3 separate regions of the Mus musculus genome follow, and all the other regions are linked to region 1. A link is a loop called in an ENCODE intact Hi-C map of the cell type or tissue named here. Cell type or tissue: heart. All regions are shown on one strand. Links, peaks and the distances in the headings refer to the core of each region. The heading gives the core; the rest is flanking DNA. Region 1 holds the start of Pde7a (phosphodiesterase 7A). Region 2 overlaps Pde7a (phosphodiesterase 7A). Region 3 holds the start of Armc1 (armadillo repeat containing 1).

The links. Hi-C counts contacts between places; a loop is a spot of excess contacts. Peaks named below come from ENCODE experiments on the same cell type or tissue, not always from the same donor. Only the 100,000 strongest peaks of a DNase experiment are listed, where the experiment ranks them.
Region 2: it touches region 1 in a loop (4-fold over the local background); 8 of 42 quality-filtered maps call a loop at or near these places.
Region 3: it touches region 1 in a loop (6-fold over the local background); 4 of 42 quality-filtered maps call a loop at or near these places.

Annotation. Positions count from the first base shown.
Region 1 is chr3:19,309,299-19,320,229 of GRCm38, forward strand. It overlaps Pde7a (phosphodiesterase 7A), which reads right to left and starts at 2,024. Exons shown (of 13, transcript NM_001122759.2): 1 at 1,566-2,024. The coding sequence starts at 1,703. In heart, for the core only: no CTCF peak of the experiment used is centred there; DNase peaks (open chromatin) are centred at 1,393 and 2,083; H3K4me3 peaks cover 3,185 bases; H3K27ac peaks cover 2,471 bases.
Region 2 is chr3:19,243,195-19,248,194 of GRCm38, forward strand. Pde7a (phosphodiesterase 7A) reads right to left here. Exons shown (of 13, transcript NM_001122759.2): 4 at 1-7. Among named protein-coding and RNA genes, the nearest start is that of Mtfr1, 58 kb to the left of the region's middle. In heart, for the core only: a CTCF peak has its summit at 2,663 (motif pointing right); no DNase peak of the experiment used is centred there.
Region 3 is chr3:19,158,088-19,169,018 of GRCm38, forward strand. It overlaps Armc1 (armadillo repeat containing 1), which reads right to left and starts at 5,008. Exons shown (of 7, transcript NM_028840.3): 1 at 4,823-5,008. In heart, for the core only: CTCF peaks have their summits at 4,842 and 7,332 (motif pointing left); a DNase peak (open chromatin) is centred at 5,094; H3K4me3 peaks cover 2,383 bases; H3K27ac peaks cover 1,676 bases.

The DNA.
Region 1 (10,931 bases), core at 1-5,000:
TAACACATATTTCATAACTTTAGATAAAGTGTGCCTTACTATTTATATGTAAGTGAAAGTGGGTGTTCGTCATGTCTGCTGATCTCAGGAAGAAAACAGTATTTAGAAATGAAAGTTACTTCCATTAAAGACCTTTAATTACTATTATTGAAAACCTTCTCCTGAGTGCTTTAATATATTTTGATATTATTCTGGAACTTTAAAACGTGTTAAGCAATAATAAAAAATACAGTTCACAAACTACACTTCAAAGTAACAAAAGTATTATTTGAAATTCCACTTAGTATTTTACACTGAATTCTTTAGCATACTACCTTGTATCAGAAGAGTCTGACCTTAAATAAAGAAGAACTCTTTGAAAGGAAACTCACACAGAACCTCCTGCTCTATCTTGCAGGCCAAAAAGGAAAAAGAAAAAAAGGCAAATGACAAATAGAATTTACTGGCGATCTACTATAAGCAAAATCTCTAAAAGATGCTGTCCATTCTAACTGTCTTTAAAATTTCCTTTCTTATAATACAATATAATTGAAGGGAGAAACAGTGTGCTATAAAGGGTAAAGAAATACTAAGCAATAGAAAAAAATAAGAATACTTTATTTTACGAAATGAATACGGGACCTAGGGCAATGGCTCAGGCCTGGTACTTGGAAGTCTGAAGCAGGAAGATCATGAGTTAAAGGCAAGACTGAACAATTTAGAAAGGCCCTGCCATAAACAAGCACACAAATAAACGAATGAATGGATGGATGGATGGATGGATGAATGGCTGAGGCTCACTGATTGGAGTCTAGACCAGCAAATGTAAGCACACTCCTCCAGTACCCGTCCCAAAAGTAATCTCATAAACACAGAACTTCTGGCAGCAGGCAATGAGGGCACCAGGTTCATATGTAAACAAAGTAAAATTCTTCCTCTTTATTCTAAATCTGGCAACCAAATTTAACCCAACTAAAGAGCTGAGCCAAGGACGTCACAGAAAAAAATTTTTTTTTTTTTAATGTTCAACAGCAACTGGTGTTGGGCCATCGGAAACAAAGTCCTTTGTGAATGCTCATCAGTGGTTTCTGAACTAAAGCCGCCTTTATCAAGCGAGAAAACTGATTGGAAACCATCAACTTTGCACACTAGTTCCTGACACCTAGGCCCCTTCCCTACAAAGCAGCAGTTCGCAGTTCGGGTGAGGACCACAATGGGACCACTAGGCCTATTGTTCTGAGAAACTCAGCACCCGCAGCGCTGCAAGGCTCGAGAACCTGCACAGGTGTGGGGGAGGGCTAGGGGGTGGGGGGCGAAAAGGTGAGCTCAGGGTCATGACTAAGGGGACAAGAGGCCCAACTGGTAGGAGACACAGAGAAAGGAGGGGAGGATAAAGTCATGGCTTGGGGCTACCAGCGGGCGTGACGGGTTAGCCGCGGCGAGGGTCGCAGAGGCCAGGGGCACCGAGCACAGCCGAGGGTGAAAGACTCCGGGAAGGGGAGGCCAGCCTACCGAGGCGGGAACAATGGCCCGAGTCCCTCCAGAAGACAAAAGCACCGAGCTGCGGGCCCCGGGGCGGCGGTTACCTGCGAGAGCTGCCGGGGATGCGGGCAGCCGAAGAGCGCGGAGCTGGAGCTGAAGCTGATGGCTCCTCGGCGGCTGAGGACGTGCTGGGGGACCGGCCTGTCCAGGGGCAGCACCGGCAGCTGGTAGCATACTTCCATTGAACACGTCCGCCTTGGATCCGCGCGGCGCCCGCCAGTCCGCGGTCGCCCGCCCCTGCGCTACGAGGGGGCCGCGCCGCGGGGACCCGGGGCCGAGGCGCGCGCGGGGCGGGCGGCGCTAGTGGCCGCCGACGCCTCCCGGCCCTCCGCGCGGCTGGCGGCGGGAAGGGCTGCAGCGGGCTCGGGAAGCCGGGCGGGCGGCGTTAAAGGGGAACCCGCCGCCCAGGCGCTCCGCGGCGCGAGAGCTGGCCCGGGCCGCGAGCACGGGCGCGGAGCGTAGAGCAGTTCGGCCGCCGGAGCCCTGCCCCCTCCCCTCCCCCGAGCCTCACTCCGCTCCGCCGCCGGCGCGAGCCCGGCGTAATTCACACTTTGCAGCAGCGGACCCTGCGCCAACCACGGCCGCCGCCACCGTGACGTCACGACGCCGCGCCGCATGCCCCGCGCCCCGCGCCGCCGCCGCGCCCAGGAGCCCGCCGGCTGTCCGGACAGGGCTGCTCGCGTCCGCTGCGCTAGGCGCCGCGCCGCGCCGCGCCGCGCCCCGCGCCCCCCCGGCCCCTCCCGCCTCCCCGCAGCTCCCTCCCCGCAACCCGCGGCGCGTGCGCAGGAGAGTTACGTGGGGCATCCTCGGGCGCACCGACCCGGAGTTTGTTCGGCCTACCGGATCGGCGCTGTTTCGTCCGACAGATCCAAAATGCCCAGAGCACCGGGCGCCCTCTCCGTGCTCCGCCCGTCGGGGCACCGCGCGCGTCCCCTGTGGAATTCCCGTACTAGGGCGTCGCGGGAGGCCGCTGCGGCGGTGACGCCAGCAGATCTCGGGGGCTCAGTGCTCCCGCTATGTCACCGTCCGTGCCCTACCTAGGCAAGGTTCCAGTGGCTTCCCTTGGCAAGTGAGGCCCCAGACTTTCGGGGCCTGCAGAGCAGAAAAAGACCAAAAACTCCCGAGCGAGAAGGAGGGTCTTTGGATGGAGAAAAGTGAAATTCTGCAACCAAGAAAATGAGAAATGACGATATTGGGAAGACAAAGATGACAAAGAGACCAAAAGTTCCCCTAGCCAACCATCGCCCTTCTTTGTTAGTGTTTGCTGGCTAGGATGTAAGAGAGCTTTTCACCTGTTTTGGTAAGGTGAGGATATAATTTGCTTGTTCTTTTAAGTTTCTGCCCCAAACTGCCAAAGCTTTTCTGCAGGAGCCGACTGTTTCTGATGCTTTGAGCATCAGATACTTTTAGCATGAACGAGCTCCACACCCCCACCCCCACCCCCGCCCCCTGGCAAAATAGATTTGGATCATTTCTCAGGGCATCTAGTCTCCCAGTTATTTAAGATTGGCAAGGTGGCAGGTCTTAGAAGAAGTACAGTGCTGAGCCTGGGCTTAATGATGCTATAAATTGAGTACCGAGTGTACATGATCAGATAAACGGACAAAGGTGGAAGGTGTATTCTTTTATTATTTAAACCTCGTGCCCCTGTGTATTTTCTACATGCCAGGTCTTCATCATGTTTTACGATCCGTTCTGTGTCATGGAATTTGCCTTCACTAGATGAAGAAGCACTAATGAGATTCTTTTAGTGCAGCAACTGATCTCACTGCTTTTGAAATCCTAATTAGTCCCTGTAGTAGATGTGTTAAGCATCTCACTTGGGATTACACCGAGCACTGTGGGCCACTTAGTCTTCAGAAAGTCGTTTATCAGCTGACTAAATTGGAAGTAGATTCCTAGAAACAAACTTGCCCTACACCTAGGACAGATAAATCTCAAGAACTAACCTCAAGTGATATGTACGGACATGGTGGTACAAACCTGTAATCGCTGCCTTTGGAAAGCTAGGGCAACACGATGAAGAGTTGAGAGTTAAAGATAAGCTCAAGTATCATAGTGAGTTCAAAACCAGGCAGACTACATAGTGAGATTCTATCTCAAACAACAACAACAAATTTGAGTACCTCTACACAAAGTTGATACTGGTAAAATTTCATTGAGTAAAATATACCACATTTAGTAATATCCAAATATTTGATTAATTAAATAATAAGACTCACTACTAAATAGGCAACTAAACAGTACATTTCCAGTAAGGTCTATTTCAGGGTCCTTGTTTGAGCCAAGAGCCCTGGCAGGTATTTTATATACAGTATTTTTACCCAACACATAGTAATTTGATCTTATTTATACAAATGAGCAGTCCCTTTCCAAAACTAAGTCACTTCCTTAGTAAACGCTGGTCTGACTTGAGAGCCATGTCTTCCACCATAGCATGCAGTATTATGTTTTCTGTATTGTTGGGAAGGCATTAGGGTGCATCAGAGGAACTCCAGAAAGGGTGAGGGGAGATGTTAAAGAGAGATTTCAAGAGATTGGCTCAAGATTGCTAAAGCTGATGTCTAGAGAGTAGATGGACAGACAGACAGTAATAGTGGACTTTGCATTCTGGGATCTGAAACTGATAAGAGAAAACTGCCAGGCTGAAAAGATAGGCAGGATTTCTTTCTATGCTGGAGTCTTCAGAAAGAAAGTGCAAATCTTCACTCTTAAACCCTTTAACAGAATAGACAAGGCCCAGCCACTTTGAAGAGGGTAATCTGCTTAACATCTAGAGATTAAGTGTTGCCAGCATCTTGACCTATGTTGGGCCAAACAACTGGATGTTACAGCCTAACCAACATGGCACAAAATGAACCACCACAGAGAGAAACTTTAAACTTAAGTAATGAAAGAAATCCCTTTACCTAAAGCAACAAAAAATAAAGAAATAGAAAAGAAAATCAAGATCCATACAAAGGATGCTTTTATACTTTTATATGCTAGTATGTTTTATACTATACTATACTATAATGTAGTGGAATACACAAGACTTGGATGTTTAACAAGAATGTCCTCTGAATATACAGACTTACAGCACTTTAACATGACCATGGAACATAACATAGTCCAGTGTATTTTAAACAAGATGATTCTAAAACTGCCCAAAGAAGATGGTTACTTAGTACAGTGCTATGAAATAGCAAAGTATGAATATGGATCAAAGAAGCAGAATCACTAAAAGTGGTGCAAAAAGGATTTATTGTAGAGATGTGTTACTATACCAGGCTTTCTGATGGAGAAGCTGGTGTGGTAAGGTTAGGAAGGAATGATTACAGGCTTATAGAAAAGCCACTAAAGTGGCAGCAGGGAGGGGACCTAGTAAAGAGGTTTATGAAAGCCTTCAGCTTCAATGTCTGGTAGTGAGTGTGAAGTCACTAGGCAGCTGCAAAGAAGTCAGAGGCTTGGACAAGTTGTGATCTATGAGAAGAAAATTGGAACCCTTGTTGTTTCCTCACTGTGTCTCACCCCAGTGACCCAGAAGATGCTCGTGCTGTTAGCTAAGGAGCTAGCCCTGGACACAGAGAATAGAGATGCTTCAGGCCTGGGGTACTACTCCTTACCATGAGGCAAGTTGACAGAACAAGACATTTGCACAATGTCTACAATGTTCTATAGACCTTCCACATATAATGACTTCATATCCACCTTTCAAATCTTGCAAGTCTTTGCTATGGGTAGCTGAAACCAGAGCCATAAAAATGGGGCATGGGGGATGGGGAAGAAGGCAACGTCTGGGAAATGCAGACCTAGTTAGCAAAATTGATTATCAGGGCAGAATCACTCCAGATCTATCCATGTCACCCTGACATCCATGATCACTTAAGCATTTCATACTTCTTCCTGGAATATGTAGCTTTCTCTTGTACAGCTCTAGCCAGATCATTCCCTATCCAAAAGAGATTATAAGGTCTTTGAGTTACATTCATTCCTACATGTGGCAAATGACAGAACCTCCCTAATATTCTGAAACTTAAAAACTAGCGTATAAGGCTACCTAGCATTAACCAGTATTGGAAGAGTGAGATAGAGAGAAGTAGAAAATAATTGATTAAGATGTACAGATCTATGTCAAAATACTCATACCTCTTGTCGTCTGTCCTTGTAACTGCATGTGCTAGTGTTCAGATGACTATCACTCATAAATGCCATCTCTCTCTCTATCATGACCATTGCATACTCAGTTTGCCTTCAGGAAATGTCTTAGCTGGTAAGGTTCCTTGCCTTATGAGTGGACCAAACCTTCCCTGAGCAATCTATTATAGGAAGTATTATAGTTTACCCACAGAGTCTGAACACCAAGTACCAAGCACAGTGCTAAAGTCTCCTGCATTTCTTCTTTGGCTGTGTAGCTATGGAGATGACATAAGCATCCCCTCCTGGCTCTGAGAGTTAACTAGGAGTCCAGAATGGTCCAGAATGGCCAAGTGGCAGCCTCAGCTTCCAATATAACTGAACTCTTACTATAAGCCCCAGGGGGAAATTCTCTTCTAGAACATTCAGAGGGAGCAACAACTCAATTTTGGATTTATACTTTTCATAACAATGAAGAATTAAACATCTGCTATTTTGGCAACCAGCTTCTAGCCATTTGTTATAGCAGATCTGGGAAACATACAGGAATGATACTCAGTTCTAATTCTGGGTCAGAACAGGTTTTAAGCTTCTTCTAGATTCATTTCTCTGTGCCAAATATAAAATTGTCCCCTACCCATGACAGAGCTGCTACACATGAACTCATAGCATCTGAGGCTGCCTGTCCAAGACCAGCACGGAATCAAGCCAATCCACATTCCTACATCTGTGTGTGTGTCTGAGGTAGGGGGCGCTCATGAGGCCCCACTGCTAGCTCATAGTTATTGGTAGATAATGGCTGCTTAAAGAAGGAGAGTCAGTTTTCTTAAGAGGTGTTGCCTCTCCTCTTAAAGGTTATCTATGCTCTGTGGCCTGGCCCTACATTCATGTGCATTTGGGCATTACTAATTGGACTCAAGTTTGTAAAGAGAAAAAAGAAAAAAGGAGTGGGAGGAAAATATGGGGGGATCTAGAAGAAGTTGGAGAGGGGACGGTGTGTGGGGTAAAAGGGCCAAAAGATTCTCACTTGACCCCAAAACTAGGGCCAAGAAACAGCTGAACTTGCCACAGAAACCCAAAAATCCCAACAATCCCACCCTGAAAAGCACCCCCCCACCCCCCCACCCCCCCCCACCCCACCCAAATACCAAATAAACTGTGACCTCTGTTCAGCTCCCTGCTGCTTTTCTCAGAGCAGAGGCAGCACCCTCCTTGGTTTTTCCCTTCCAATAGATCTCGGGTTGTGCAGTGTGACTTTGTGGCATTCCTTGGCTCCTGCTTGGCAGGATACTTCTTTGTCCAAAGCTGTAACTTTTTCACCAGAGCAGAGCTTTTCCTGGGGAAACCTGTCCCTTCCAGAGCAGAGCCATAACACTTCAGGTGGAGAAACCTTCTCTTTTCCTGCAGCCCTAGAGAACTGTAACACTTCTGTAGGAGAAGCCTTTCCCGGCAGAGCTGCAACGTTTACACAGTGGGGAGTTGATTAGATCAAATTACATTGGGACATATATGAAATTCTCAAAGAATAGGAAAAAAACCTTTAAAAATATAGGAAGATTTTAAAATGGGAAAGTTGTTTTGTTTTGTTGTTTAGGGCACTGCAGAAAACACATCTGCTTAATTAAAGGATTTGGGAGACCTGACAGAAAGGGATCACAAATTTTATTCTCTAGTTATAAATATTGAAACGACTGTGTGATATTTACATTCTCTTTCTAAAAACAGGCTCCTCTCTTGCTATCTCTGGGAGAATAGTCATGAAGAGCAGACGGCCCTTTCCTTCACTGTCCATGAATGGCCATGTAAATGTTGAAAAGAATGAATCTTAGAACAACAGATCTTTTATAGTGCACCTAAAAATGGATTACTAAGCAGTTTTTATCAACTTTTTTATTTTTAAATTATATGTACATGTGTGTGTGTGTTCATATACATGACCAAAAGTCCCTGATGACATGGGCACTGGAAAGCACGTCCTCTGACTGTTACACAGTTTTCATCACAAGTATCATTGAATTGAATGGTCACTTGTATATAAAATGGTGACATTTGGGGCTAAAGAGATGTCTCAACAGGTAAAGACACTTGCTAGCAACCCTGACGACCTAATTTCAATCCCAGGACACACATGGTAGAAGAGAGAACAACCTACTCCCACAAGTTGTCCTCTGACCTCTACATATGTACTGTGATACTTGCTCTCAAGCAGGTATGAGATTTCCTTTTAAAATTATAGCACAATTACAGCAGCAAGAGAGGGGAGAAAATACCTTCAAGTGCCTTTTCAATCCCCAGATTCTCTATACATTTGTATTTTCCATGGATATTTACCAAATAGCCACAAGTGTTTGGATATTCTCCTAGGTATCTAAAATAAGCCAGAGAGTGGTCCCTGCCTGAATGACATCACATAGTAATGGGGGCATGTGTAAGTAAGTAAGTGTGGGATTGTATAACTTGACATGGTGTTACTAGGGGCTTTATTTACTCGGCTTTTTGTCACTAGCACATGACTATGATAGAGAAGCTTACGAGGAGAACAATGGAAAGATCTGTGTGGATTACAGTTTTGCTGTTTTCATTCCATGGTTGTTTAGACTATTGTTGCGCCAGTGGCAAAGGAGCTTCATATCCTATGATATGAAGCTGCTCTCCCGATTTGGGTTAAAAACTTGCAAAGGACACAGACCAACCTCCTAGGGCATGTTTCAGAATGAACTCCTACGTGGTCTGTCTCATCTCAATGGCACCATAGGCTGAAAACCCTCTTGGCTTTTGGAAGGTACTTATCCAAACTATAGCTGGTACCATGACAGCAAAAGGTATACCAGAAAGCAGGACCCTGAGGCCAAGGAAGCTTTCCTTAAATGGTGACACATTATCACAGACCTCTATGAATGAGGAAGTGAGTTAGACAAGACCTGAGGGTTGGGAAGAGGCCTTTCCTGAACGAGAGACCCGGTACAGATGTCTAGTGCATAAGTAGCTCCAAGATAGGGAGAGCCTAATATCCAGAAGCAGGGCAGGCAGGCAAGCTCAGGCCACTGAAGGCCCTTGTTGGCCTGTTGGAGGACTTGTGTTTTCTTCTGAACTATAATGGAAAGCCAGTGCAATATTTACATCTGTGCTTTGCAACAAACTGGCATTCATATCTAATTTATATATGTTTTAAAATGTCTCTGGCTATAGCTTTATAGACAGTGGTTTCAAAATGGAAATCTGAAGCAAGGAAATCTTCCTAATAGTTTTAAATATCCTGAAGGAGAGATGAGAGATGAGAGATGATGGTGCCTTCAAGTTTTTCAGGCTGCATTATGCAAATTTATATAGTGTATATGCACAGATAAAGATCCAACAGTCCAAACGCCATCCTCCTTTCAAGTTTAAATCATAACAGTCACAGAGTTCTTTAATGTCCAGAGTTATTCAAGTTAGAAACCTGTAAGAGTTTCTAAATAACCTGTTTATATCCATTCCAGCATCTTATTCTTAGCTCAAAAAATTAAAACCATTCAAACTGATGAATAAAAAAGAAATACCTCTTTTAAAATTTCAAAATAATTTTATTTCTAGGGAAACAACTTAAATATAAACATTTTATAAGACCATGAAATAAATTATATGTTAGCAGAATAAAATTTATTTTTAACTGTTGAAACTTACATTAAAATTGATCTTAATCACAAGGATAAGAATTTGGTTAAATGCAATTAAAACAACTCTTACAAAATTTAGAAATCAACTAATGCAAGAATTACTAATATTCACAATTCTTAGAATAGACTTGATATACAAATTTAGCCAACTTTATAGTAAATTTTTCACTTGGGAATAAGTGAGAATTAGTAATTCTGGTTATTGCTTTCAAAAAATGAAATGATGTTCAAGGTGAAAGCTTATTAACAGGCAGGTATGGTACTACATGCTTAGAGTCCAGTACTGTGAAGAGTGAGGCAGGTGATCATGAGTTTGAGGCCAACCTAGAGCTACATAGCAAGACACTTTCTCTTGTCTAAAACAATACACAAAGGCTTTAATGAATTTCCCCACGACAAATAGTTTAATTAAAAACTAGGCAAAGGGATGGATGTGGTAGGGCACACCTGTGATCCTAGCATTGGGGAAGCAGAGGCAGCAGAATTGTGAGGGTGAGCCAGCCTGGGGCATATAGCAAGAATTCCCAAAGAAACAAGCAAGTCAGCGAACAATTACAACAGAAAGAAGGACTAAGCAAACATTTTAGGAGGGTATCACTGAGAACATAGGAAGGCGCTGAATGCAGCTTGCAGTTAGGCTGATGCAAATGCCAACCACAGCCCACAGCGAGGTGTCACTTCCTCTACAGTAGGGTGGCTATCAGATATTTTAAAGTCTAATTATCTATACAACAGGAAATAACAGATGTTGATAAGGATGTGAAAGTACCAGAAACCTTTGACCCTGCTGGAAGACATGTAAAATGGTTTTGCTGCAATGGATAACAGTTTAATGGTTTTTCAAAATATTACAGATCACATATGATGAAGTAATTCCACTCTGCAACCCCCAAAGATACAGAAACAAGCATTTTCAGATACTTGTTTGCCATTGTTCACAGATCTCAGAAAGTGGATACAATCCAAACATTATCAGCAGATGAATGAATGTAGCCAAATGTTGCCTCTATGTACAATGGAATATTATTCAGCCTTAGAAATTCTGATGTATCCTATACAGTAGATGATCCAATAGGGACATTTTTCTCAGTTAAATAAGCCACAGACACAAAGAAAAATAATCTATGATTCCATTTATATGATATAACTAAAAAAGTTCAATTCATAGAAACCAAAAATAAGATGGAGTTTACCAGTGGTTGGGGAAAGAGAATATGTCTAGTCCATTTTCTGCTGCTATAACAAAATAATAGTGTAGGAGGCTTATAAAGATTAGAAGTTTATCTTGCTCCCCCTTCTGTAAGTCCAAGGACAAAATGCCAACATACACTCAGCTTCTGGTGGGGACATCATGCTGTATCACAGAAAGAGATGTAGAAGCAATCTACCCAGAGAGGAATGAAGGCCACCTTGCTGTGTACTGTCCCTTGAGAGTCAAACCAGTCCCAGCAGCACAAGTATTTCCCTTGAGAAGAGCAGCCATCACTCATAAAGACATAATCACCACTTGGACGTGTTGTCACCTCTTAGTACAGTTGCTTAATAATTGTCTTTCAACATGAGTTTTTCTGAGAATGACCACATCTAACCCAGGGCAGGGAGGAATGGGGAGTTAGTACCCACGGGGTATGCAGAGCT
Region 2 (5,000 bases), core at 1-5,000, 66 kb before region 1:
GATTGAGCTGAAAGAAAGGGAGTAACCATGAAAACCTGGCAGACCCCAAGAAGGCTGCCTCTGAAACACCCCCAAGTTCCATGCAAGCACTTAAGGTGTATACAAGCACTTGAAATTTTTCCTTCATTTTCTGTGTATGGGTCCTTGTCTGCATGTGTGCACCTAGTGTGTGCAGTGATGGGAGAGGCCAGAAGAACACTGGATTTCCTAGGACTGGAGTTAAGGATGGTTGTGAGCCGTTGTGTGGGATGCTGGGAATCAAACCCAAGTCTTCTCGAAGGGCAGCCAGTGCTTTTAACCTCTGAGGCATTGTTTAAAATTCATAATTTCCACGAGCAGTTCTTTCTATGGGGAGGTGGCTTTTTCCTATTTTGAAGTGAAGAATTAGAGAAGAGTAAAGGCCAGTTTTGACAGGTGCTAGAGCCATGAGAGCGTCTGGGCTTAGACTCAGCTTTAAAGCTTAATTTCCATTAACTACTACTACTCATTTCGCTGTTTCAACACACTATATAAAAATTGGAAGCAAACACACACACACACACACACACACACACACACACAAACACACACACACACACACACACAAATTATAGTTTCAAATGACTGAGAAGCCAAATCCCAGTCACATAGATGATATTAACAACTACAGTAACAACATATCTTAAATCCTAATGAGATAGTTTAAAGTATTTTAAAGATAATTTAATTATATATACATATACATGTATATGTATGTATGTATGTATATATATACACATATACATAAATGGTTCTAAAGGCTATAAACACATATTTGTCTAAAGAGGAAAACTCTGGGCACTGTGGCTCTTCACTGGAAACAGTGTGTCCTTCAATGAGCCTAACAACTGTTTTTTTCCCTCTACTCTTAGAATAATCCAGCTCCTTTAAGCATCAAAGGACACGTTTTGTTATTCAGCTCTGCACATCAGCTCCATGGTTCATTCCTTGCACTAGTTGACAGTTCCTAAGTTACTCAGCTTCAGGCCTTCTGAACGCCCTCCTGAGCAACACTTGTCCCTGGGTCCTGCTGGTTGAACTTTTCAATTCCTCTACTTTCTTATTTATCTTTCAGTCGGCCAGCCGGTTGGCCGACCTGCCTGCCCTCCTGCCTTTTTTTTTTTCCCCTTTCCATTCCTTCCTTCTCCCTTCCCTCTTTCCTTCCTTTCTTTCCAAGGCACTTTGTTCAGTACCACAATCAGACGATGACCTTCAGCAATCAGTAGCATGTGTGTATTACTGAGATTTGACAAGAAAAGTTTCTATTAGGAAACTGTCCTTCTCTGTCTGAAATTAAACAGTAATGTGTGTGGACACTTGAGCAGACCTGTGCTTAGGTGTGTGTCCTTTCAATCGTCATGTTTTCTTTCCAGACAGAGTGTTTCAAGGTCCCTCACTCTCTGCATACTGCCTGACGTGGGCCTCTGTATTTGTTCCCATCTGCTGGAGAAAGAAGCAGGAAGACTATAAACTTTGTAGTGTGTGTGACAGCAATTGTTCATGTGCATAGAAAGTGGTAGCTACTCAACTTTTTCTAATTCCTATTTTTCTCATAAAGAATCCTGCAATAATAAGTTTTATGTGTAAATCCTTCTTCACAGCCTGACTCCCTCACTCCGCAGAAATAGGGCACGTGAAAAATAGTATCTGATACAGGCCTTGCTGGAGAAAAAGGTTTTTCAGAATTGTCCTGGAAGAGCTTCCAAAATACAATCTAATAAAGGGGTTGGGAACTATAAATCAACAATAAAACATCCATTGCTGTGACAATGTTGGAAATGTGTATTTTCTTCACACTTGATAACCCTCTGTCCCTTATCTCTGTCTGTCTGTCTGTCTGTCTCTCTCATACCTGTCTCTGTAGAAGCAAAGTCCTTACACTGAAAACTCCAATAGAGACATCTTCAGGGGCAAAAACTAAGGGTTAAGTTTGGAAGGCTGCCCACAGCATTTCTTTCAACCTAGTTAAGCCTATGCCACTGTACAGGGAGACACCAGGCTGAATGAATTATAGCATTTAGGAATATATGAAAGCGGAGGCATTTGGAAATGGAAAAGAAGCCAGTACCCTTCATTTAGATAATTACTAAAAAGCTCATCCTCTGGCCAAATTACACAAAAACCCAACTCTATTACCAATACTCCGATGAGCTCATCCTGTGACATAAAGCGAGTCATTACTCATCTCACAGCACAAGAGACAACAGACCAGACTTGTCAGCCGTCATCAAGCTTGGACTATTTACTTGCTGATACAGCTTAGAAAGCTGGAGGCATACAAAAGCTCATGTTATTATCAGAGAGTACCATGGCCCCATGGCATAGCCATAGACCAATCAGTATCACCAAAGCTAAAGAGCAAGGGCACTGTGTCCAGGTATCCTTTTTCCGTATTTCTGGACCAGAAAAGAAAGTGGAGAAGAGCTGGTGATTTTTAAAAATATATGTATTTTTCCTTCATCAAAGTAGAAAATAAAGAAGAAATACAAGCTAAGAGAAGAAAGAGGCTGGAGAGGGCTACACTGAACAGCAGGTTCCCATCTCTCCTGCAGGTGCTTCCCTGCTACCCAAGCCACACACAGTTGGGCACAGCTGCTCCATCAGAAAGGTCCTGAAGGAGACAGTCACCGCCACAGGAATCCACAAGGGGGCACCCTGCAATCACTGCCTCTGTACACAAAGAATTACTATGGAAAATTACTGCTCAGATTTTCATGTTTATAATTAAGTACTTTAAGGTTTTAGCTCTAGCTTAGCCAATTTTATGCTGAACAAAGACTGAATAAAAAAATTCTAAATAGTTTCTGTATTGTAATTCTTCTTCTTCTTCTTCTTTTTTTTTTTTTTTTTTGAGACAGGGTTTCTCTGTGTAGCCCTGGCTGTCCTGGAACTCACTCTGTAGACCAGGCTGGCCTCGAACTCAGAAATCCAACTGCCTCTGCCTCCCGAGTGCTGGGATTAAAGGCGTGCACCACCACACCCGGCTCCTAATTTTTCTTTTTTGTCCCTAGTTTTCTTACAACAACAACAAAAAAGAGTGAAAGCCATATCTAAAAGTCATTTAAAAAAGAGTAATTCTAGTTATCATACATCTATGGGACAAGTCTTTTTGTTCTTTGGGGTTTTTTTAAAGAAGAATTTTTAGTCTTAGCATATCTCAGAATATACTGACACATAGAGAAGCACTGTTCCAGGCTTCTGTGAGCAATGTTATTCAGCTGCCTGTGCTGAGAATGGATACAGAATGGCAGAGTGGGTAAAGGCTGGGTGGAACTCCTGCTCTGTCACCAGCTTTGTAACATAAAGCAGATTACTGAATGATCCTCAGTTCTTTATCTGTAAAGCTGGCTCCTGAGGACTGAAGGCAGAGAGCAAATGAGACAGCATACAATCTCTGTACAGTTTGGGGGAAAGAAGCAAGCACTCAATAAACTTATAAAGTATATATTATATGTGTAATAAAATGATAATTATAAGGGCCAGGTGTGGTGGCGCACGCCTTTAATCCCAGCACTTGGGAGGCAGAGCCAGGTGGATTTCTGAGTTCGAGGCCAGCCTGATCTACAGAGTGAGTTCCAGGACAGCCAGGGCTACACAGAGAAACCCTGCATCAAAAACAAACAAACAAACAAACAAACAAACAAACAAAAAAACAAATAAAATGATAATTATAAACATTAAATATTTTAAAAACATAACCTTATACTTTTAACTTTTAAGAGTAGATTTCATTTTTATGGTTACATATTTAATACTGAAAACCACTGCATATGAAAGTACTTCAGAACTAACTGTATATTGACATGATTTCAAAATAGTTTGACAGAACTTTAAATGTATGTAGTAAAAGCTTCACTATGAATAATAAATGACTCACTGCAATAAGAATGAAATGTATCATCAGTACTTTCCCCTTAAGCAATTCGTATAATCCTGGTTCACAGAATTACTGTTCAGTCTGATGATTTGATGATTAAGTAAGAGATTCAAAACTCTTTAAAACTCTTCCTTTTTCTTTTCTTTTTTAAAAAAAAATTCAATACAGGGTTTCTTTGTATAGCACTGGCTATCCTAGAACGCTCTCTGTGGACACAGGCTGGTCTAAAAGTCACAGAGCTTAACCTGGCTCTGCCTCCCAAGTGCTGGGCTCAAAGGTGTGAACTTTCCAGTTCCCTATGAGCCAGCTGGGAGAGGATGGGAAGCAAGTGCCGGCTTCAGCAGCGCACACTCCTTCAAAGAGCAGCTGCAAAATCACATCAGGGCCAAGTTCAACTCCACCAGTTCCATAGAGTCCAAAAGAGCAATGACCTTTAAATTGGATTAAGATTAAGGTCCAATTCATACCAGCCTGCATAGTTTATGCAACAAAGTTATCAAAGACATCTAGAATACTGGCTTCTTCCAAGTCTGGGACAAAGCAATGAAAACCAACAGTTCTTAAATGCAGGAATCTGAGAACATTCTGGAAACTAGCATTTCCCTATGCATCAACATGGCATCTCCACAAGAACCAGTTGGTAAGGGAACTGCCACCAATAGGAGTAGGAACTCGGGTCACTGGCAGGGGAAAATGATGTTGTGTGTGTGTGTGTACATATACGTACATGATCATGTCGGACTACAGCTTGCAGGAGTTGATTCCCTCCTTCCACCATGTGGATACTGACAATTGAACCTAAGTCTTCATGCTTGGCCACAATCACCTTCACCTACTGATCCATGACACTGGCCCACTTTTCTTTTAGTGAAATGCTTTGTGAACAAAGGCAGACAGTATTTCATATAAGACATGACTCTTCATTTTCACTGTGCCATGCTTCCATGTACCACACTTGCAGAAGTTGGCTCTCTCCTTCCACCCACCATGTGGGTCCTGGATACTGAACTCACCTTGGTGACAAGTACCTTTACCAACTGTGCCATCTTGTCAGCTGTTTCTAGTGATAGCTCCATGAATTCAAGGAATGCTGTCTTTGAAACAG
Region 3 (10,931 bases), core at 2,428-7,427, 150 kb before region 1:
ATTTTAGCAATACATATTTTAACACTAAGGTTCCAATAAGCACGGTCTTTACGTACAAGCTTGTAACCTTTGCTCCCCTTTTCAAACTGTAACACTGCCAGGACTTTTCCCTCCTAGGACCTTTCTAGGCCTAAAAAAAAAAAAAAAAAATGCCTCAAGGCAAAGTGGTGAGCTGACAGCCTGGGTTTTTCTTACTCCTCTGTGGGGAGGGGGTGAGGAGAGATGCACAGCAAACTGTGAAATCTCCTAAAGCAAAGGAGAAGAGCAAAGGAGACCACCCTTGCCAAGCCCTGTGGCCTACCTGCAATGCAAGCTGCCTCAGACACTGAGGCAGGAAGAGCTCAAGTTCAAGGCTCCCTGGGTGACTGACTGAGACCCTGACTCAAAATGAAGACTTTGTTCAAGGAACAAGCTAAGTGGCAGAGCACTGCCTAGCACACCTTACTTAGTTTCCGAGTTCAATTCCAAAGACAGGGAAGGAAAGCAAGGGAGAGAGAGAAAGAAACAATAAAAAAGGGCTTCTCTCTAATCTGTGCCTCAACCAAGCAATCTGGGAGACCATGGTACAGGCACTCGCTGCCAAAGCTGACAACTAAGTCCCACATCTGGAACCCAAACAGAGGAACAAGAGAACCAACCCCACAACTTGTCTCTGACCTCCACCCTCCGCACATGGTGGCATACATGCACCAATATGTACATAAACCTAGATACAGTAAATGAATGCATGCTCACACACACACACACACACACACACACACACACACATACACACACACTACAACAAAGCCAAACACAGCAAACAGTGGCTTTTTCACAGTGTCCAGGCTTTGACACTGTAACACTCTGTTTTTATCTGTCATCCTTCAATAACTACTCAATGGAGATCATCCCTTAAATGTTATATATAATCTTCTCCTTCCTTTAGAATGACGTGCAGTCAAAATATCTTAAAGTTTCCAGTCCTCACACCCTGCTGATAAGGGCTCACACTGGGGTCTACCTAGGGAAGGGTCAGAAACTCAACACCAAAACAAGGAGAGTTGTAGGTCAAATGGCACAGCAATGACAACTTTTAAACGAGGTAAGAAAAGCAGGCAGGAGTTCTCGGATTTGCTCTCCAAATGACAGGTTTAACATAAAACTTCAAAGCAAGGCTATTCAATGTCAGAAGTTCATTTTATTTTAGTATCTGGATGGCATCAGGTTACAGACACCCCTTTTTGACTATGTGGCTGAACCTTTTCAAATAATCAATGTTTTAGCTGCAGATTGCTGAGCTCACATAACCAATTTTTATTTTACCTTACTTTGATTTGTGATACAAGGTCTCAGTGCACAGCCCGAGCTAACCTCCCACTCTGCTAAAGCTCCCTGAGTGCTGAGATTGCATGAGTGCATGACCACGCCTGTCAAAACAGGAAGACAGCAACTGGCCTGGGGATGAGACCCTAATTTCATTCCCTAGTGCCATAAATGCATTCAATAAAAGAAAAACAGGAGGGAGGGGCGCAAGGCAGGACGCTGGGACAAAGACACCCAATATTCTCTACCTGCTTCTGGAGTGACAGGATATCAGGGGGTTACCGCTAAAAGGTAGAACTTGGAGATGAAGAGATGGCGAGTGGTTAAAAGCACAAAGTGCTCTTGCAGAGGACCCAAGTTCAGCTCTAAACTTCCATGTTTGTTGCTCACAACCATCTGTAACTCCATTCCCAGGGTATCTGATACCCTCTTTTGGCCTCCATGAGCACATATGTAAATACATATAATTAAAAATTAATCTTTTTTAAGATAGAACTTGAAGCCCAATTTATATACTAAATATTCTTTGTTAGCTATCAACTTAAATTAACTATCAACTTAAATTGTTTAAGAGAAATATTTTCCTTCACAGGCTGGAAAACTAGTTATATGTGATTACTGCAGGAATTTTCTCCACACTTCTCTATTCCAAATTTAGCAGAAATCAAAATAAATGTAGGAAAGGAATTAATGAGAGCAACATACAATATGTATGAAGATATCATCATGGAATCCATTACTTTGTATGCTAATGTAAAAATTTATTTATTCTGTACCACACTAAAACAATAATTTTAGGGCTGGAAAGATAGTTCTCTTGATAAAGAACCTGCTATGCAACGAAAACTGAGTTTGCATTTCCAACACCAATGTGAGGCTGGATGCAGTGCTGCATGCGGTCCTAGCTAGAGAGAAACACCCAGGTGGATCCTTGGAGGCTCACTGACAGCCCCATCTCGAAGAGTAACCTGGAGGGAGCCTGAGGAAGCCCCTTGGCCTCCACACACATGCACAGACGTGCACCCTATGTGCACACATGCACAGACTGACCGTTGTGGAGATGACTGAGTGGGTAGTGCTGACTGAGCAAGCACAAGGGCCTGCACTTGAATCCCAAGCCCCAGTATAAAACAACAAAAGCAAGCACTTGGTTTTACACATCTGGTGATCCCAGTGCTGGAGCTAGAGAGGCAGGTAGAAGGCAGAGCACCGGTGAGCCAGCTTAGCTCCTCCAGGTTCCGCAAAGACCCTGCCTCAAAAAGGAAGGCTGAGTAAGAGATGGAGGAATATACTCAAAGTTGATCTCCAGCCTCCACAGCATTCATACAGACACAGACACAAGTGTGTGCACACACACAACACACATGCACACAGCAAAGAGAGACAATAATTTTTAAATAACCTGAAATGCTGTCCTGAGCACATTTATAGTAGCTAATGAACCACAAGCAAATAAAAGGTTAAAACAAAACAAATGGAAACCCTTTTCCTTCTGTAATGAACACCACATTAGCACAAACACAAGTGTGCTTGTTCATCTGTTTGCTAGTTGCATTTTCCATCAAAAGCACTAATGTCAAGAAGCGTGGACCTGACAGCGTCAAACAATACAATTTCCTTGGGCCTATCCAAATGAGTAGGTGTTTCTGAAGGCAAGACCCAAGACCTATGCACATCAAATAATTTCTGGTGCAAACAAGAGCCTGAAACTTTACACTGCTGTATAAATGAATGCCTCTGAACACAGCACTGAAAGTGGGGCTAGAGATGGCTGGACAGTTAGGAATAGTGACTGACCTTCCAGAAGACCAGGCATCAAGTCCCAGCACCCAGAAAGCAGCTTACAACTCTACCTCCAGTTCCAGGGGATCTGATGCCCTCCTTCTGGCCCCAGGCATGTGCACAGACATATATGCAGTCAAAACAGTCATAGAAAATATTTTTTAATTATTATTAAAACACTAAAAACTAAAACTCTCTGAAACACTATCTTTAACTATTGGGAATTAGGATAAGTGAGTCTGGCAGTTTGTTTCAGCTTTATTATCAAATAACCAAATGAATAAACTGGGAAAACTGGGAGTAGCAGCAATTCTACCCTTCCTTCCAAAACAAACAAAAAACAAACAAACAAACAAAAAACAACAAAAAACTAACGGGAAGATCTTCACGACAAATGGAAGAAACTGGGGGTGGGGCTTACACAGACCTTGCCAAACTGAATATAAAGAGCACAAGGTTCTTTTAATCTAACTAGCCAGCAACAGTAAATCAGCATCCCCTTTGTCTTAATTTGCTCTTTTACTTCCAAAGCCCGCACCTGGTGTCAATTACAAGACAATTATGAAACAGTTAACATTGATGTCTACTTTAAGAGTTGGGACGGCTAAGTTAAAACTCTCAAGAGACACATTCATTTTCTGAAAAGGGAAACGTCGTGCAAATGACAAAAGCTTTGTTCTCATTTTTCTGTATCTCAGTCTGAGTAGAGGTCACAGTGCATAGGACGTATGCCTTTACTTTTTCTTCTCCTTACTTAGCTCTGGCTGACCTATGTAGTTGAGATGAGCCTGAAACTAGGAGGGATCTGCCTGCCAATAGCTACCAAAGCAGGGATTAAAGGCATACCATCACGACCCAAACTTATTTTCTCTTCCTTGGCTCTATGTTGACAAACAGAACCCTTCGCAAACTTTAAGGACACTGCGATCACCTAAGGGACCTTGCCAAAAGTAAGTTCAAGCTCAGTGGGTGTAAGTGGGTCTGGGAATCTGAGATGTCCAACCAGCTTCCAGATGAGGATGCCAACGGGCAAGAAGTCTTGAAGCACGGAGTTAGAGACACGCGAGACATCAGTGTCTGGGCAGATGTCAGAAAGGTATTCCTTTTCTTATAGCTAAGAATCACCACTTAGTTAATAGAAGTATTTAGCCCTCACGTGCTAAGAGCTGCTGCGGGCACACACTTATCCTAAATCCTTAATGATTAAGCCGGGTTGAAAAGCAACTACCACTATCAAACGCCGAGACCCGATCTGGCTTCTCCTTGCAATTATAACTGTAACTCTTTTGGAATTGAATTACCGTCTCCAAGCCTCAGTTTCTTCAGGTAGCAGTTTTGAGCGGGTAACAGGGTGGGAAAAAAAAAAGGCAAGACAGTAAAATGTCTGGCAAGTACCATGCAAGCACAGAACTAACCCAGTGGGAAACTTCTACTGCAAGCGCTGAGGAGACAGTATCACCAAAGGAGCAGCTAAGTGCACAAATGCCCACCACCTGTGTACACGAGTTTCTCTTGAATGGAGGCCTGCGCGCAGAGGCTCGCAGATTTACAGAAAGAACGCCGCGACATGGACACCCGCTACTCGTAGGGCGGGCTGGCTGGTCAGAAGGAAGAGGAGAGAAGAGCACGTCCGGAGCCGTCCGAGGCAGCCCGCGGGATGCCGGCAGGAGGCGGGCGCAGCGGCCGGCCCGCGCAGCAGCGGCCCCTCGGCCCCACCTCGGCCCCGGCTACGTACCCTCCAGAGCTCCGGGCGTCCGGAGCCTGCCGCAGCATCAGAGCCGCACCCACCACGGCGGACAACGGGCGGCGAAGACCCCGAGCCACGGCCCGACTCAAAGAACCACAGGGCTGAGTCGCTGGCGGCGGAGGAGCTGCAGGCTCCGCGGTGACCCTGTCACCTCTGCTGGCTTTATTATCCCATTGGCTGAAAATGAAGCAACGTGAGGAAGGACACCCAACCAGAGGCGGGATGTTCTCAAACCTAGTAGCTCATTGGTGAGCTAGACCGGACCTATGAGGACCCAGAACACTGAATTGGAACCAAGGGCTCGCCGTCCACGGAGTGCTAAACAAATTTACAGCCATCGTGGCTCCGCGACTACAATTCCCAGGGTTCCCGCGGCAGGAAGGGCTTCTGCTTCTGTGTGCAGACACGCGAACAGAATAGTTTATCTTCAGCAAGTCTTCCAGGTCTGATAAAACAACCTGTAACCCTTCATCCACGTCTGTGCGTCTTTACCCAGAATCTTCGGACGTTTTTTTGTAGTTTTTACTATGAACGTCGACACTGTTTGGCCTCTCTGGATTTCGTTCATTTCTTTTCAGTGCTGCTTTCTAGCAAAGCGAGGGATGCGAAGTGCTTTTGTTGGGTTGGCCTAAGTGATTTGACATTGAAAAGAATTTTGTCTTTTCTCTTGTCAGAGACTTGTGTTAAGAGAGTTCTCCAGTTCATCATGAAGTTTTGTTAATGCTGTTTTCTATTTATCAAAGTAAAGACATACTTGTTTTATCGATACTAGTTACCGAGGAGTTGCTCTAGGTACGTTTTATTTTCCAAAGTATTTCTGAAATTGTTATCCAAGTCTCGCAGGCTAATCTGAAAATAATACATCCATCCACACTCCTTTTTGATCTTCGTTTCTACAATCTTATTCTGACGTGTTGCTCATACATTAAAGTTACAGGGACTTTGTTGTTATTCTTGTTACAAGGAATTTGAAAGGGCTTTAATTTGGAAAGGATGTGGAAGACACCACACCGGACTGTATTCTACGCTATTATCTCCAATATTTTGTAAGTGAATTTATAAACCAGACCGCCACGGCGGAATCTGAGCACTAAGTAGGTAAAGGCTGAAGGCAGACCATTTCAAGTTCAAGCCCAGTTTAGGCTAACTAAAGCTTCACAGAAACCTTGACTTAAAAAGAAAAAAAAAGAAGAAGAAGAAGAAGAACAAAAGAGTCCATCTCTTGAGTTTCTTAATGTTCCCGTGCTCTTGGTTATCTTATTATTAAAACCCAAAATGAAAACAAGTCCAAAGTAAAGCTTGGTAGAAAACAAGAACAAGACTCTAAATAACCATCTCACCTACAGGCAAAAGCCAGTCTGTGTGCTTTATTCACAAAGCCAAGACAGGGATTAGTGGTAAGAGAACATTGAGCCTAAATTAAAAACAGTGAATGTAGAAAGCAGGAAAAAAAAAAAAAAAAAGTAAATATACTAAGTCCAAGGGGCATACCCAGTACAGCACAACCTATCTGGCTGAGTAAGTGAAGACTTGCCCAATATTCTAATAAAAGGTGACTCAGTAATCCAGAAAGGAAAATTCGCTGTTTTTGCTAATGTTAATCTGCCTATTAAGAAAAGACATATAGTATTTTCAGAATTAGTAAGTAATGACAGGTTATTTTGAGCCAGTCGGTGAAAATATGTCTTTACCTATTGAAAATTCACCATCTGAAATTTAATGTATTCACACTGATGCCATTAAAGCTCTGCAAAGTCTAAACTTTGTGCAAAATGCCATTACCAAGAAAAGATGGCTGAAGCTAAAAAGCAAAGGTAGCCTTAACAAAACATTAATTAGTGCTTCCTAAACTCCTGTGAATGGATTACAAGCCTCAGGGAAGTCTTTTAAGTCTTTATGGATTCACATTTCTAGTTTAAAAGTGTCTGAACTTGACACCTGTGAAGTTGTGCTACCTACCATTATCAATCGTTGCTTGGGTCTAGCCACAGGACAGGCTGGTACGTAAAGTTTCTCAACCACTGTTGCTTAAGACAATATTCAGATCTCTGTAGTTTTATTTAACAATCGTCTTTTGAATACACACTCTGTGCCAGAGACAATCTTAGCTATGGTTCAAAGTGAAAAAAAAGAACAAAAAAAAAACCCCACAACCTGCTGTCCTTCTGGCATTTTGATATCAGATAATCCTTTTTCAATTTTGAAATTTTAATCTTGTTTTTAATTTTCTTACAGGTACAGATTATATCCTCCCACCCATTTCTTCTATCTCCCATTTAGTTACCCTTCCCAATTTCACTTCTACTTTAATGTTCTCTTTCATGTTCTGTATACATTCATGATTTTATGTGATTATATAAAATCTAGTGTCTTGGGGCTAGAGAGATGGCTCAGCGGTTAAGAGCACTGACTGCTCTTCCAAAGATCCTGAGTTCAATTCCCAGCAACCACATGGTGGCTCACAACCATCCATAACAAGATCTGGCGCCCTCTTCTGGAGTGTCTGAAGACAGCTACAGTGTATTTACATAAATAAATAAATCTTTAAAAAAAAAAATGTCTAGTGTCTTAGTTAGGGTTTCTATTGCTGCAGTGAAACACCAGGACCAAAGAGCAACTTTGGGAGGAAAGGATTTTCATTACTGTAGGAAAACAGGACAAGAACTCAAACAGGGAAGATCTTGGAGGCAGGAGCTAATGCAGAGACCACGAAGGGGTGCTGCTCACTAGGCCTTCTTATAGAACCCAGGACCACGAGCCCAACGGTGGAGCTACTCTCAGTGGGCTGGGCCTGCCCCCATCAATCACTAACTGAGTCTTAAAGGAGGCATGTTTCTCAATTAAGGTTTCCTACTTTCACATGACTCTGTTAGTGTGTGAAACAAGTTGACACAAGACTAGTCAACAGCCATAGGAACTACAAATGAAAGAAAATATGAGATTTATCTTCCTGAGACTGGCTTAATTAATGTAATATGATTGTCTCCAGGTATGTGTATTTTCCTACAAACAATATAACTTAATCCTTTGAGCCGGGCAGTGGTGGCGCTTGCCTTTAATCCCAGCACTCCGGAGGCAGAGGCAGGTGGATTTCTGAGTTTGAGGCCAGCCTGGTCTTCAAAGTGAGTTCCAGGACAGCCAGGGCTACACAAAGAAACCCTGTCTCAAAAAAAAAAAAAATCATAACTTAATCCTTTGTGGCGAAAAAGATCCCATTCTATGTACATGCCACAGTTTCTTCATCCAGGTGACTTGGTGCCATCATTTAACAATCATGAATAGTGCTGTATTAAACAGTAATGTGCAAATGTCTCTTTGATTGATTTATAGTTTATTGGAAACTTCTGTACCAATTTCCATGGATGCCAGACTAGTTTACAGGACAACAGCTATGAATATGAGTTCCCTTTCATTCACATCCTTGCCAGGATTAGTTCTCTGACCTTCTGATTGGTACAATAGAATCTCAAATTTGTTTTGATTTACATTTCTCACATATTGATCAGGTCTCTTCTGTATACAATTTTTGTAGACTGCTGACTTCGATTAGCCCATTTAGTAAGTAAGTGTGAGTTATTCTTTTTTTTTTATTTATTACATATTTTCCTCAATGACATTTCCAATGCTATCCCAAAAGTCCCCCATACCCCCCCCCCACTTCCCTACCCACCCATTCTCATTTTTTTGGCCCTGGCGTTCCCCTGTACTGGGACATATAAAGTTTGTGTGTTGTGAGTTATTCTTGTTCAGTTTTTTAGTTATTGTATTGTCTGGATATTAATCCAGGATGTTCTTTATTAAGTATTTCCTTTGCATCATAGGAGCCTTTCAATTTCATGAGGTCCCATTTGTCAGTTATTGAAATTATTTCCTAAGCAACTGTAATCCTATTAGAAAGCCCTTGTCTATGCTTTTTTTGGATATCTTTTGCTTTACTTTTCTTCTAACAGTTTCAAAGTCTTGGATCTTGCATTAATGTCTTTGATCTGTTCAGAGTGGATTTTTATGCAGTGTGAAAGGTAAGTATCTAGTTTCATGCTTTTATATGTGTATATCTATCTTAGTTAGGGTTTTGCTGCTGTGAACAGATACCATGACCAAAGCAGCTCTTATAAGGACAGCATTTAATTGGGACTGGCTTATAGGTTCAGAGGATTAGCCCATTATCATCAAGGCGGAAGCATGGCAGCGTCCCAGCAGGCATGGTGCAGGCGGAGCTAAGAGTGCTACATCTTCATCTGAAGGCTGCTAGCAGAATACTGGCTTCTAGGTAGCTAGGATAAGGGTCTTAAAGCCTACACCCACAGTAACACACCTACTCCACCAGGGCCACACCTTCTAGTAGGGCCACCCCCTGGGCCGAGCATATACAAACCATCACAATATCTGTTTTTATTTATTTACTTACTTACTTATTGCTGGGCCAGATGATTTCCTTGACTATTAGTGAGTTCTACACCAATGTGGGCTAAGACTATCAGACTATGAGACAAATAACCAACAGCTCGACCAGGAAGATCGCTCGGCAGCTTGCCACCGATGATGCAAGCTTGTCCTGCTCCAGATCCCTGGAATGTGTAGTTACTTTCCTCCTACTGTGAGGAAATCTTAGGAGCACAAGCAACTTAGAAGAGAATACAGTTAGATATTCAGATAGGTTAGACACAACAACAGTTGTCTAGGGCTCACCTGGAAGTCAGGGGCAGAGAGATCACATTTTTTCTACTCATAGTATTTAAATTAGGGTTTCTATTGCAGTGATAAAACACCATGACAAAAATTGACTTGGAAAAGTTTATTTCAGTTTACAAAGCTACACTACAGTCCATCAACAAAGGAACTCAAAGCAGGAGCCCTGCTTATTGGCTTCCTCATCATGGTTTGCTTAGCCTACTTGGATGTAAAATCAAGGACCACCATCCCAGAGGAGGCACTGCCCATGTAGTAGCTGGATCCTCCTACATCAATCATTAATCAAGAAAATGCCTAACAGATTTTTCCTACAGGCCAATTTTATGGAGGCATTTTCTCAATTGAGGGTCCATCCCAAGTGACTCTAGCTTATATCACACTGAAAAATAAAATAAAAAAACAGGACCATTAACCCCTTGTTAACTTTACACACCAATACAACACTATTAACAGTATCCTTCCCTTTCTTGCCTATCCCCAGGATCTCATATATTGGTATTAATATCATATATAAAACATCCTAACTTCAAAATCACCACAGTCTTTAAAAAGTCAGACACTAAACATATGGACTCTTTTTGAAATGTTCAATATCTTTCTAAAAATCCAATATTTCTAAAACTCCAACGTTTCTCTAAAATATCTAAAGGTTCATAACTAGGTTCCTGTAAAATCAAAATAAGTTAACTGAGTTCCTAATCCAAGAGGGGATGACCAGGGCACAGTCACAATCGAACCTAAACAAAGCCAAAGTCCAACAGTATAAAAGCTCCGTGAGAAACTTCTGGAACCCACTCAGGATCCTCTGGCCTCCAAAGGGCTTAGGGAGTTCCATGTCTCCAGGTCTGCTACATACCGTACACACAGTTTGTCTCATAGGCTCAGGCTTGCTCCACTCTGATGGCCGTCACATTATACTGACCTCTCCAAAAGTCTGCTGTCTCTACTGCAAATGGGATGCACATTTATCACTAGCTTCTCCTGGGCTCTGTTTGGGGACTCTGACCTTGCTTCACAGTGCCACACCTCAACTCTGCTCCATGATCCGGTCAATACTGAGGCTTTTACTGCCACTGAGGCTGCACCTTCACTAACGTCCTCTTCTAGACTCTCTTCAGGATCCTGCCACAGTGTCAAAACCTCAGCTTTTCTGCATGACTCCTTTCAGGCCTTCAAAACCAGCACCACTTGGGTAGCTCTTACACATTACCAAGTTTGGTTGCCAGAATGAGAAGCAACTTTGGCCCCCTCTGTATCCCAGCTCCTGTGTGCTGGCCCCGAGGAAACACTTCTCCGAGGTTTTTGCCAAAGTGATGCTGATCTCTTTAATTGCAGCTGACTCCTTAGTCCTACATGGCCAGTATCAGCTGACCTAGGAAAGCAAAGTTTCGTTTTCACGGTTTTG